Linked DNA regions of Homo sapiens: region 1 is linked to region 2. A link is an interaction called in ENCODE POLR2A ChIA-PET data of the cell type or tissue named here. Cell type or tissue: endothelial cell of umbilical vein. All regions are shown on one strand. Links, peaks and the distances in the headings refer to the core of each region. The heading gives the core; the rest is flanking DNA. Region 1 overlaps IQCJ-SCHIP1 (IQCJ-SCHIP1 readthrough). Region 2 overlaps IQCJ-SCHIP1 (IQCJ-SCHIP1 readthrough).

Region 1 (5,392 bases), core at 284-5,283, 88 kb before region 2:
CTGATAGATGAAGTGACCCAAAGAAGCTTGAACATTTATTCAGTTGCAGATCCAGGACTGAACCCAAGCCTCTTGAACCTTTGTTCTTACTATCCTTATGCAATATAGTTGTCTAAAAAGTCTTCAGTTGTGTGCAGGAACACTAGACTTGAAGGTTGTGTGTGTTCAAGCACAGATAGCTGGCACATCTTTGGCATGATTTAGGGATCATGAGTATCTCTGATACCAACCCTAGGCTGAACAAACATGTAGTTGACAATTCCTTTCTCACCAGTCCTCATAAATCCTCTAAGGTGAACAGATAGATGAGAATCAGCAATGTTAAGTGACCTGTTCCTGGCAACATTGCTGGCTGAAGGATTGAGCCACAACAAATTCCCAGATCACCTGACTTCTGACTTCTGGTCTGTTTTTCAGTCTTACTGCCATATTCTATCTAGACGTACACACACATACACACACAGACACACACACACACACACACACACACACAGAGTTCCTGCTGCATTTCAAATCATTGTGTAACATAGAGAGTTGTAAGATCTTGGTATCTTATTTGGGTAGAAAAGACAACATCAGTACCTGAAGGAGGAAATAAAGCAATGATTCATCATTAAATGAAATTTTTTATCCTTAAAGAATCAGATACGAAGAAATGGCCTCATTTCTAATAAAGAACATTTTCATCCTCTATTAATTTGCTTGAATTGTTTCCACCTTTTCTTCTAGTACTGCTCACAGATGGTTAAAAGTCTCCTCAGAAGGAAAGCAAGCATCTGAGTGATCATATTCTTCTTTTTCCTTTTCTTTTGCTGCTGTATCACTGAGCTTGAAGCAATGAGATCACCTCTGTTTCCTTTCATTGGTGTTATTCAGGTTAGCAGAAAATTCTGCCTCCTTCATCTGTCAGGAGTTTCAGTCTTTTGCTTTCTTTGAAATCTGACCTCTGAACAAGGCTGTAACATCCAGAAAATAGTAGCTGAATTGATTTATTTCAGATTGTTGCTATGGTGATTTCCCTACTGATGTAGACAGAAAATGAGGGAGAGAAAAGAGTGTGTTGAAAAGAATGGTGGAGAAAGGGTCAAACCAGGAAAAAGACATGAACTGTGGAAGGCATTTCTGACCCATCTACCCATGCATAGAGTTAAATGTCTTCTTCTGTTTACTGTTAATTCATCCATAGTGATCACAAACAATCTATTTGCATTTTAAGAAGCAATGAAATGCTTTTATCACATAGACAGCTAACTGTATCATAAGTAGCCTTAAAATTTCCAGAGATTTTTTTTTCACAGGAATAATGAGTGTGAGTTGTAAAAAAATGTTTGTGACCAGAAGCATTTTGATTCTTGAAATAGTTTCCCTTTAGTATGCTTTTTTTTTTTTTCTAAATATATTTCTTGACATCATAGGAGAGACTTTTCCGGAGAAAAAGTGAATGTATCCATAAATTTTAATCAATCACTTATTTTTTCATCTCTCCAACTTTCTGTCCATTCTTCCATTCAAAAAATACTTACTGATCCTATATTCCAGGCTCCAGCTATACATTGATACATTCAATGAATATTACTAAATTTAACAAATATGTTTTGGGCATTAAACATGCAAGAAAACATATAGGTCAAAGTGAGATGCAGAACTGAGTAGAGTCTTTGTCCTCAGAGTGATCATAACCTGGAACAGGATGGAAAATTTAGACCCGCATACATCAAAATGAAGAACCATTATTATTGTACCATAATTATCGGAGCCAACAAGTAGCTATTTCTTCGAAGGCTACATGAAGTAGATTTGGGGAGAAAACTAAAGGACATACAGGATTTTGATAGGTACATTGAAGTAGAATGGAGAGGAAGAGAACCTGTGGGAAGTGCATTCAATTGTGATTGGAAAGGGGCAATTACATTGGCCTCCTTTACAGATTGAAGATTAACAACATGAGTAGAGACCATCCCACTATTCACTCACATCATTGGCCTTTGAAAGGCAGGAGCTGAACTTGGGACATGGTGTTAGCTCTAGTTTGAAGATGTGGCAAATTGATGCCATTTGTTTGAGTGGAGGTGAGGGTAAGAAGGCTTTGGAAATAAACATTTGGAGCTGCTCTAAATCCAAGTAAAAAAAAAGGAGGCAGTGTAAATACAACAGAATGGAAACCAAGTGGAGTGCAGTCACAGGCACTGTTTTCTAGGCCTTTCTTGCCTCCTGTGCCCCTTTGAAGCTTACTTTAGATTTCAGCCACATAAAAGAAGAAGGAGAGGGGTATTCCATTCCTTCACTTCACGATGCAAGCTTCTTTTAACCCTGTCTTTACACGGGATTGGTTGCATAGATGGTGAGGGGCAAGAATCAAGGGTGTGTTCATGTCTCAAGCCTGGCCTTGACACTGTGTTTAACTTCAGACAAGTCATTTAACTTCCAGGAACCTTAGATTTCCCATCTGTCAGGGCAAAACAACTTATGAGCTGAAACATTCCATAAGACCACAATATTAGAATTGGAAAGGACCGTAATAATTTAACATATATTTTCAAATATGTAAATAAAAGCTTCAGAATAAAGGAAATATGATAATTCTCACTTTATTAATTCATCAGCTGTATCTCCTCACTGATGAGAACTTTGTGATTCCATCACATATTTCAGCCAAGATTAAATAGTCAAGGGCTGTCAGGTGGGCTCAGCTTCCTAAGACTTCATTACTATTAAAAATACACTTTGAAGAATTATAAATAATTAAAATCTATGTCAGTTATTAAAATAAATGAACAACGGCTATATCCCTGTTTTTTACACAGAGGTTTTCAGCATCTATGAATTAAGTCACACTGCTCATTGTCTGCCAGGATTTAGCCTTGAGAACATTCTATTCATTTTTCACATTTGTGTAATTTCCTTTTAATATGCCAATGTAGAATTTATGCTAATTTTTACTAAAGTCATGCTTTCATATCAAAATGAGGTTCCATTTGAGCTCCTTTAATTTAAGGATGGGAGAATAGACAGAAGCATTTGTTTAGTGCAAAGGGAAATGATTTATTTATTTGTTCCTGGAATTCAGGCTGAGATTAAAATACGCATTCAGGCATAAAGACTATCATTTTCAGCAGGTCGTAAGAAATGTGACCAGCTGATGCTGAGCACTTCCCTTTTCAATCACAGCCTTTGCTTCTCCTCTTCCTCATAACTTCTATCATGAAACAGAATAATAGGTTACGTTTTCAGATTAAGACAGAAGATATGAGACCTCTGAAGAATAAATATGAACTTCCATGGATATCTGTCTTCTTTCTCAGAACTTTATACTCTCAATAGCAGACTGAGCTTGACCTAGATCCTGAAACATCCTGCGAACTGATTGTGACCTTAAGCAAATCTCAGTGAGACCAACAATTTTCTTTCTTTCTGAAGAAGGTGTGGTTGGGGGAGGGGAATTAAGAAGATGGAAGTAACAAAATAATTAATATTACAAAGCAATTACTGTTACCGAACTTTTTTATCAATCATCTCAGTTTATTCCAGGATAACAAATATATGAACTCTGTATGGTCATCTTGTCAACATAATTCATGGTTATCTTGTCTACATAATTTTACATCTGAATCTCTCTTTGAAACTTACTAAAAGAGGAATGACAAAGTTTTCAAGGATACTAACTACAGCAAGAGAATCGTGGAATCGTGAATTTGTTTATACATCTTTCTGCTAAGATATTCATTTATAAAAGTAGTTCTCAATGTGTGGTCCCCAGACCAGCAGCATCAACAGCGCCTAGGCATATGTGCAAAATGCAAATCCTTGGGCCCCACCCCAGAACTGCTGAATCAGAATCTCTAGGGGTGGAACCCAATAAGCTACACATTTTAGTATGTCCATTGTTGAACTCAAACTGGATAGCACCTTACATTAGGAAAGTAGATTGCCTGGCTGTACTGATATATGTACTTTATTCCTCACTTAATGTTTTTGTTTCCTATGGATTCTGTGTCTCTTTAACTAATCGTGTTTTCCTCTTTAATTTTGGCTGCTAGGAATCTCACAGCCAAATTTGAAGGCTTATACAGATCTTCCAGCCTCCTTCCTATGTCTGTTTTTGTTTTCTGCCCTATTTTCCCTTTGTCCTAATTTCCCCACTTAATTATCTTATGTGAACTATTTTGAAAGATGATGTATTAAGTAAGCAAACTTGTTCATTGGCATGAGTAGTAAGTGAATATCCCTGACAGGATTTCCTGTTGTCAGTTCTCAATATGTTTATTTTATTCACAAAGTAAAAACTTCATTTGGGATATTCTCGAAAGAATCTGTAAGATATATGCTTAAATATCCAGGCTCATTTTATCTGATAGCTCCCACATACTGACATCTTTCTAGTACAAAGTGATCATTAACTTAAATACATTGAAACTGAGAAGTCCTATTTACCTCTTATAGGTACCATCTTTTCCTAATGGCAGTGACATTTTTCATCAAAGATTCCCTTGCCATCAAAGTCATTCCTTTTGAAATTGCAAAATCACCTCTGCCTAATGGTTTTATTAACACATTGACAGCCAAATGTGATTGTAAAAGATGGATTTTTTTTAACAAGTGCTTTCATTTAAGATGGATAAGGTCAAAGGTTATATAAAATTTCAGCTTTCAGGAAAATTCAAATGTGCCGCATCCACTCCTTCAGGTGCCTCTGACACATTTTGGCAACAATACCATAATTAAGAAAGTCAGGATGAAGCATAACATCAACAGTATGATCTGGGTCACTATGGATGGCACCTCTGTCACCTTTTAATTGTGTCAGATCTGTGCAGCAAGCAGAAATATTTAGTTTATTTAGTGGTTTGTGAGCCCACTAAATAATTAAAATAAACAAATGACTAATTTGCTTACTTTTAATTTTTATCCAATCTACATTAATTAATAATTTACAAGGTAAAAATGAATAGTAGATAAAAATGACTTTTCTTCCGGTGCTCACACGGGCACAATCCTGGACAGATTCTGCTTTATTGACTGCTCATTTGTAGTAGAAATAACCCCAGAGAAAACAGTGTTCAATGTGAACCAGGCTTTAATAAAAGGAACGGCAGACTCCGGAGGTTTTTTCTATTTCCATATAATCCCAGGATCATTTGTCTGGAGCTGTTTTTGAATTATTCATATGAACGGTAGCTCTTTCAGATATTAGATGTGAACAGCTTCTATCGTACAGTTTCACAGGCAGTGTCTTTTTTGCTGGCCTTTTAAAAATAGAGCTTTTTTTTCCTGTTCCAAATTGCTCTTTGGTAGTTCTGAGTGGGGTTGTATTAGCAAAACGTTAAACATTAAGAGGCTGTTTGGGGGCTACTGCTAAGATTTCTGCAGGTAAAAGAGAAGAGAATGGAGAAAT
Region 2 (5,392 bases), core at 267-5,266:
TCCTGGAGTCATTGATTTTTTTGAAGGATTTTTTTGTGTCTCTAACTCTTTCAGTTCTGCTCTGATCTTAGTTATTTCTTGTCTTCTGCTAGCTTTTGAATTTGTTTGCTCTCGCTTTTCTTGTTTTAATTGTGATGTTAGGGTGTCGATTTTAGATCTTTCCTGCTTTCTCCTGTGGGCATTTAGTCCTATAAATTTCCCTCTTAACACTGCTTTAGCTGTGTCCCAGAGATTCTGGTATGTTGTGTCTTTGTTCTCATTGGTTTCAAATAACTTATTTATTACTGCCTTAATTTCCTTATTTACCCAGTAGTCTCATTCAGGAGCAGGTTGTTCAGTTTCCGTGTAGTGCCGTTTTGAGAGACTTTCTTTTTTTTTTTTTTTTTTTTTTTGAGATGGAGTCTCCCTGTGTCACCCAGGCTGGAGTGCAGTGGTGTGATCTCAGCTCATTGAGTGAGTTTCTTAATCCTGAGTTCTAATTTGATTGCACTGTGGTCTGAGAGACAGTTTGTTATGACTTCTGTTCTTTTGCATTTGCTGAGGAGGGTTTTACTTCCAATTATGTGGTCAATTTTAGAGTAAGTGCTATGTGGTGCTGAGAAGAATGTATATTCTGTTGATTTGGGGTGGAGAGTTCTGTAGATGTCTGTTAGTTCCACTTGGTCCAGAGCTGAGTTCCAGTCCTGAATATCCTTGTTAATTTTCTGTCTTGTTGATCTAATATTGACAGTGGGGTGTTAAAGTCTCCCACTATTGTTGTGTGGGAAAGAATCATTCCTAAAGAGGACTTTAAATGAAAACTTTCAGGTAAAATAGGTGGGGGTTGGCTGAGAGCTGTGTGACAGATCTTCTGGGACAGATAGGACTTAACATCCAGGTATAGAGATTTGTTCCAATATATAATGCTCTCCTAGAGACTGCTCTCCAGATAATTGAGGTAATGCTGCGCTATTTAATGATAATATAGACACTGCAATATATTACTAACCTTTTCTTTCTTTTTTAAAAGACTCTCTTATCGATTTTTTTTGAACCCACATCTGGACTGAGTCATCCCAAGTTTTTGAGTTCATGATCTCATTCTGGGTTTTGATGACACGTTTATGTTCCAAGAGAATTAAGTCGGTTGGGGATGGAAAGAGAGGGCATGTCACACAGAACTTGGTATGAAGTCCTGCCAGGCCCAGGGGCTTAGGCTCTATCTGCTAGGTGAGGGGGGTCAAGAAAGGTTCCAAGGAGTTGACTGTCCTGATGAGTTTGGCATTTCAGGTTGCTCCTTCTGGCAGGCAATAAGTCTTCAAATAAGGAAAGTAGAATAGATGGTGTTCCAGAGGCCATTTGGCAAAACTGGGTAACTAATGGGAAATGGGTTGAGAGTGAGCCAGGGGAGGATACTTAGGTTAACATCCATGTTTTGAAGAGTCTGAGATACATAATAATAAAAATCTGTGTGATAGTTAAAATAACTAATGTCATCGAGCACCTGCTATTTGCCTGGTGCAAGACTGAATTTTTAATCATCAAGCTTTGAAATTTGGTACAATTAGTGTCCCCATTTTACAGATGATAAAACTGAGGCTCAAAGGAGTCACACAGCCCAAGATTACACAGGAATGGAGCAGAGCTGGACACCACAGGAATGACAAGACAAGTAAGACATAATTGCTATCCTTGGTGTGACACTTAAGGAATCTCTCTGTGGATGACCAGCACTTTAGAGTACACAAAACACCTTTAAATATGTTATTTTAGTTAATCCCCACATAGTATTGTATAGGAGGCATTGCCATCATCATCTTACACATGATGAAACTGAGATCTAAATGGAAGGAGTTGCTTTCTAAGATCAGACAGTAATTAGATGACGCATCTAATTTAAATGATAAATCCGAGCAGTTTGCAGAACATTACAACTTCTTTACAAATGCCATGAGTGAGATACTGCTGCTACTCACACTGGTGTAAGTCCCAAGTCATTCATGGGAAAAGAGTGCAGATGATACAGTTTAGATTCTGGGATCAGACTGCTTATTATATTGGCACCTCATTTCTGCTATAAGACCTTGGACAAGTTACTTATTCTCCTAGGTATGTTTTCTTATCCAAGAAATGGGAATAATAATGGCATATTTTGCTATTTTTATAAGGCTTCTGTGATAATTTTTAAGAGATAATTCATGCAACATGCCTGGAGCCTAGTAAAATTCAATTAATGTTAGTAGTAATAAAAATAGTTCAAAGAAATGACATAGAATTAGTTGCAGAAGGAAATACTAAAATATATAAAATCACATTTCAAATGAATTTTGAAGAATTTCAGAAGGTATAAGAGAAGCAATCCTGTGGCTAGGGAGTTAGGAATGTTTTTAATCCCGAAGATTGTTTTTGTTTAAGTTAGCAGTAGTGTTTATGAGCAGAAGAGTTAAATTATTGGAGATGGGCCCGGCACGGTGATTCATGCCTGTAATCCCAGCACTTTGGGAGGCCAAGGCAAAAACATTGCTTGAGACCAGGAGATAGAGACCAGCCTGTATAACCCTGTCTCTACAATAATAAAAATAATGTTTTAAATTGTTGAATATGTACTTAAAGAAAAGCAATTAGGCAGCACAATGAAATAGTCCCAGAGAGAAGAATCAAGGCCCTGAACAAGGGTGGTAGTGGAGGGGATAGAAAGGGGGAGATAGATCGGTATGAAGGGCTGCAGGGCATTTTAGGAGCTCTTACCAGCATGCATTTGGATTGCTTCTTCACAACATCACTTAGTAAATACATAAGAAATGCAAACTCACTTTCTAACCCTGCTAAGCAAAAAAATCTAATCTGGATGGTGTTTGCTACACTACAACAAAATGCATTCCAGAATCAGGTATAAACAATTTGGGAGTTACATGTTGTTCTGATTGCCTGCACTTTTTTTTTGTGCTTTGGTGCAAGAAACCCAGAGTTGGTGTATGGATTCACGTATCCACATTTGCTATTCTGTCTGCTTTCTGAGAGGTGTTTATTTGTTGGCTTCTGTGCTTATTTGTACTTGTGTTCTCATCTTGAAGCATGGTCTCTAGGATAATTTTCTCAGAAGGCAGAAATACATGAAATGTAAAAATATCTACACTCTTGTGCCTATACCTATATTTTGATCTCAGTTGAATTTTTATAGTTGTCCTGCTGTTAAGCTGAATTAACATTGAGCAAAGAGACCACTTAAAAAATTTTACTAGTAGTGTTTCAATTTCTTGTATCCTAGATTTAATGGAAGTGGTTAGACATTTTGTAATGAGCCAGTTCTTCATTCTATAATGATAGTTTTTGAATGTCATGATCTAAAACTAGCAAAAGTTTTGAGACCATGTACTACTTATGGAAAGGAGAGGGGAATATTTAAGCCTGAAGGGTATTTTTCAAAATAGCACTGGGCTGGCTTATCCTGTCTAACAATCCTGGATCCAGTGCGAGTGGATTGCAGTTTGCTGGTGCTTATTCAGATTAGGGCAAAGAGCTGGCTTGAATGATCTAGCTGTAAGTGTACCCTTCCAGAAGTACCCTTCTACTCTTGGAGGATCTCAGGGACTGAAATTATCTCAGATCCAAGGTTACCAGGGACAATGACTTAACCAGTCCAAATTAGGTTTGTACTTGCTATGTTTCGACTTAGATCGGGTGTTTGACATTTTCGCATGTGGCAGCAAAAGCTTTTATGTCCTAATAATGTTTATGAACGTAGTCTGGTTGGTCAAACAAGAACAATGAGCTATCACAACAATTTTCAATTTTCATAGGCATATCTTATGTTTGTAAGTTTCTAAGTTTACAATGTAGAAGGCAGCTAATGTTAATAATAAGTCCACTGTCGACAAGTGTAGTAAGGCCTAGGACTACCTCACTCAGTGATTACTGCTGTAAGATCACAGTCCCTCTGAATCTCGTTGGACATTCAAAATGTCCTTAAAGTGTTAGAAACAGGCAAATATCTTTTTAAGTCTACTACCTCATGTATGCTTCATGTGACCATAACTTAACTGAATGAATCCTTTAAATGAGCTGTTGATGTCCTATTTGCCATTTTTTTCCTCCTAAAGAAATTCGTGTTTAGCTGCAAGGTAACTTCCCTGTGTGAAATTTACAGGTTTGCCAGCCATAGAAAACATTAATGCATAATACATAAACAAAATGTATGCTCCTTTTGAAAAAAAAAAAAAAAAAACCAAGGAATTTAGTCCTTGCTTTCCAAAGGGAGAATACATGAATCTTGCATTTTTATTTTTGATGCCTTTTTGCCTCTAAATATATGAGATGACTATTAATGCCCATATTCACAGCAGGGATAGAAGGGAAGTGGCAGTAAATTGTAAAGCACATTTACATTATAACAAGGCCTGTGGAAGCATTGTAATTCACACAGTTATTTCAACAGAGGTTTGGACTCCCTCCAATTTAATTTTCTGAAGTTGGGCTGTGCAGCTGGGTCATTCCTGGTCTAATCTGGGAAATGTATCTCTTAAGGCTGTGGATCAGAATGCCAGCCTCCCAGTTGTCACCAGGGAGCATCATTTACAGCCACTGAGGTCCGAGGGCAAAGCATCAGAATCACTTAATGTGGACACAGCAGCCTAGCTAGCTTCATAAATTCTGTTGCAAAGAGCAATAATCAATATTTCATGTTTAATGATGCAGAGTTAAAATTACTATAGATTTTATGTCTTCTACTTTTCCAAATTATGCAAACATTAGTAACCCCTTTTTTAGTGCCCTTATTACACTTCCATTAAAAAACGGATGGAGGGGAGCAGGTGAGGAAGCCTGGTAATATATAATGAAATTATTGAATGGTCAAAAGCATCAAAAGTGATTTTGGTTTTTAATTTTTGTTAAATAGTTGCCCTTAGGTTAATATATAATTATTTCCAAGACACAAAAACCTGATTTATGTAAGTGGCACAGGTTTTGTCACCCACAGCTACACAGTGAAGTAAATTGCAGATTGTTTTCACATTTTAAGTTAACTTAAATGCTCTGGGATATGTTGGGATTAAATGATCATGATGTTAGTCAGAAAAGTTAAAAGGTTGGCATTTAGAAACAAGTGAACAAGTGTACTTTAGAGAAAAAGCAATTTTGATTGGATTTCTGATTTTAAACCTGTCCAAAGAACATACGCTGCTTGCTTAGACAATAGAAGTGGTCGAGATTGAAAAAGGAGGAAAAATAAAAAACAAACCAGAACAGTGTTTTATTATTGGGCAGGTCAAGGAGCTGACTAAGCAGCCACAGTGATGGGCTTGTCTAACCTCTTAGCTATTCCACTGTCTGTGACAGAAGAAAAGACTGCGGGATTGAGACAGGAGGGTAAAGCCAGACACAAAAGAACAAAATTCAATACCCACCATTCATT

Evidence for each region. ChIA-PET counts read pairs that join two places held together with the same protein. Peaks named below come from ENCODE experiments on the same cell type or tissue, not always from the same donor. Only the 100,000 strongest peaks of a DNase experiment are listed, where the experiment ranks them.
Region 1: POLR2A ChIA-PET joins it to region 2 with 8 read pairs; 1 of 35 experiments calls an interaction of 5 or more read pairs at or near these places.

What each region holds. Positions count from the first base shown.
Region 1 is chr3:159,144,198-159,149,589 of GRCh38, forward strand. All of the region lies in intron 1 of IQCJ-SCHIP1 (IQCJ-SCHIP1 readthrough), which reads left to right. The region is part of intron 1 of IQCJ (IQ motif containing J); the gene reads left to right. Among named protein-coding and RNA genes, the nearest start is that of IQCJ-SCHIP1, 78 kb to the left of the region's middle. In endothelial cell of umbilical vein, for the core only: no CTCF peak of the experiment used is centred there; a DNase peak (open chromatin) is centred at 2,984.
Region 2 is chr3:159,232,083-159,237,474 of GRCh38, forward strand. The region is part of intron 1 of IQCJ-SCHIP1 (IQCJ-SCHIP1 readthrough); the gene reads left to right. All of the region lies in intron 1 of IQCJ (IQ motif containing J), which reads left to right. Among named protein-coding and RNA genes, the nearest start is that of SCHIP1, 38 kb to the right of the region's middle. In endothelial cell of umbilical vein, for the core only: no CTCF peak of the experiment used is centred there; a DNase peak (open chromatin) is centred at 2,419.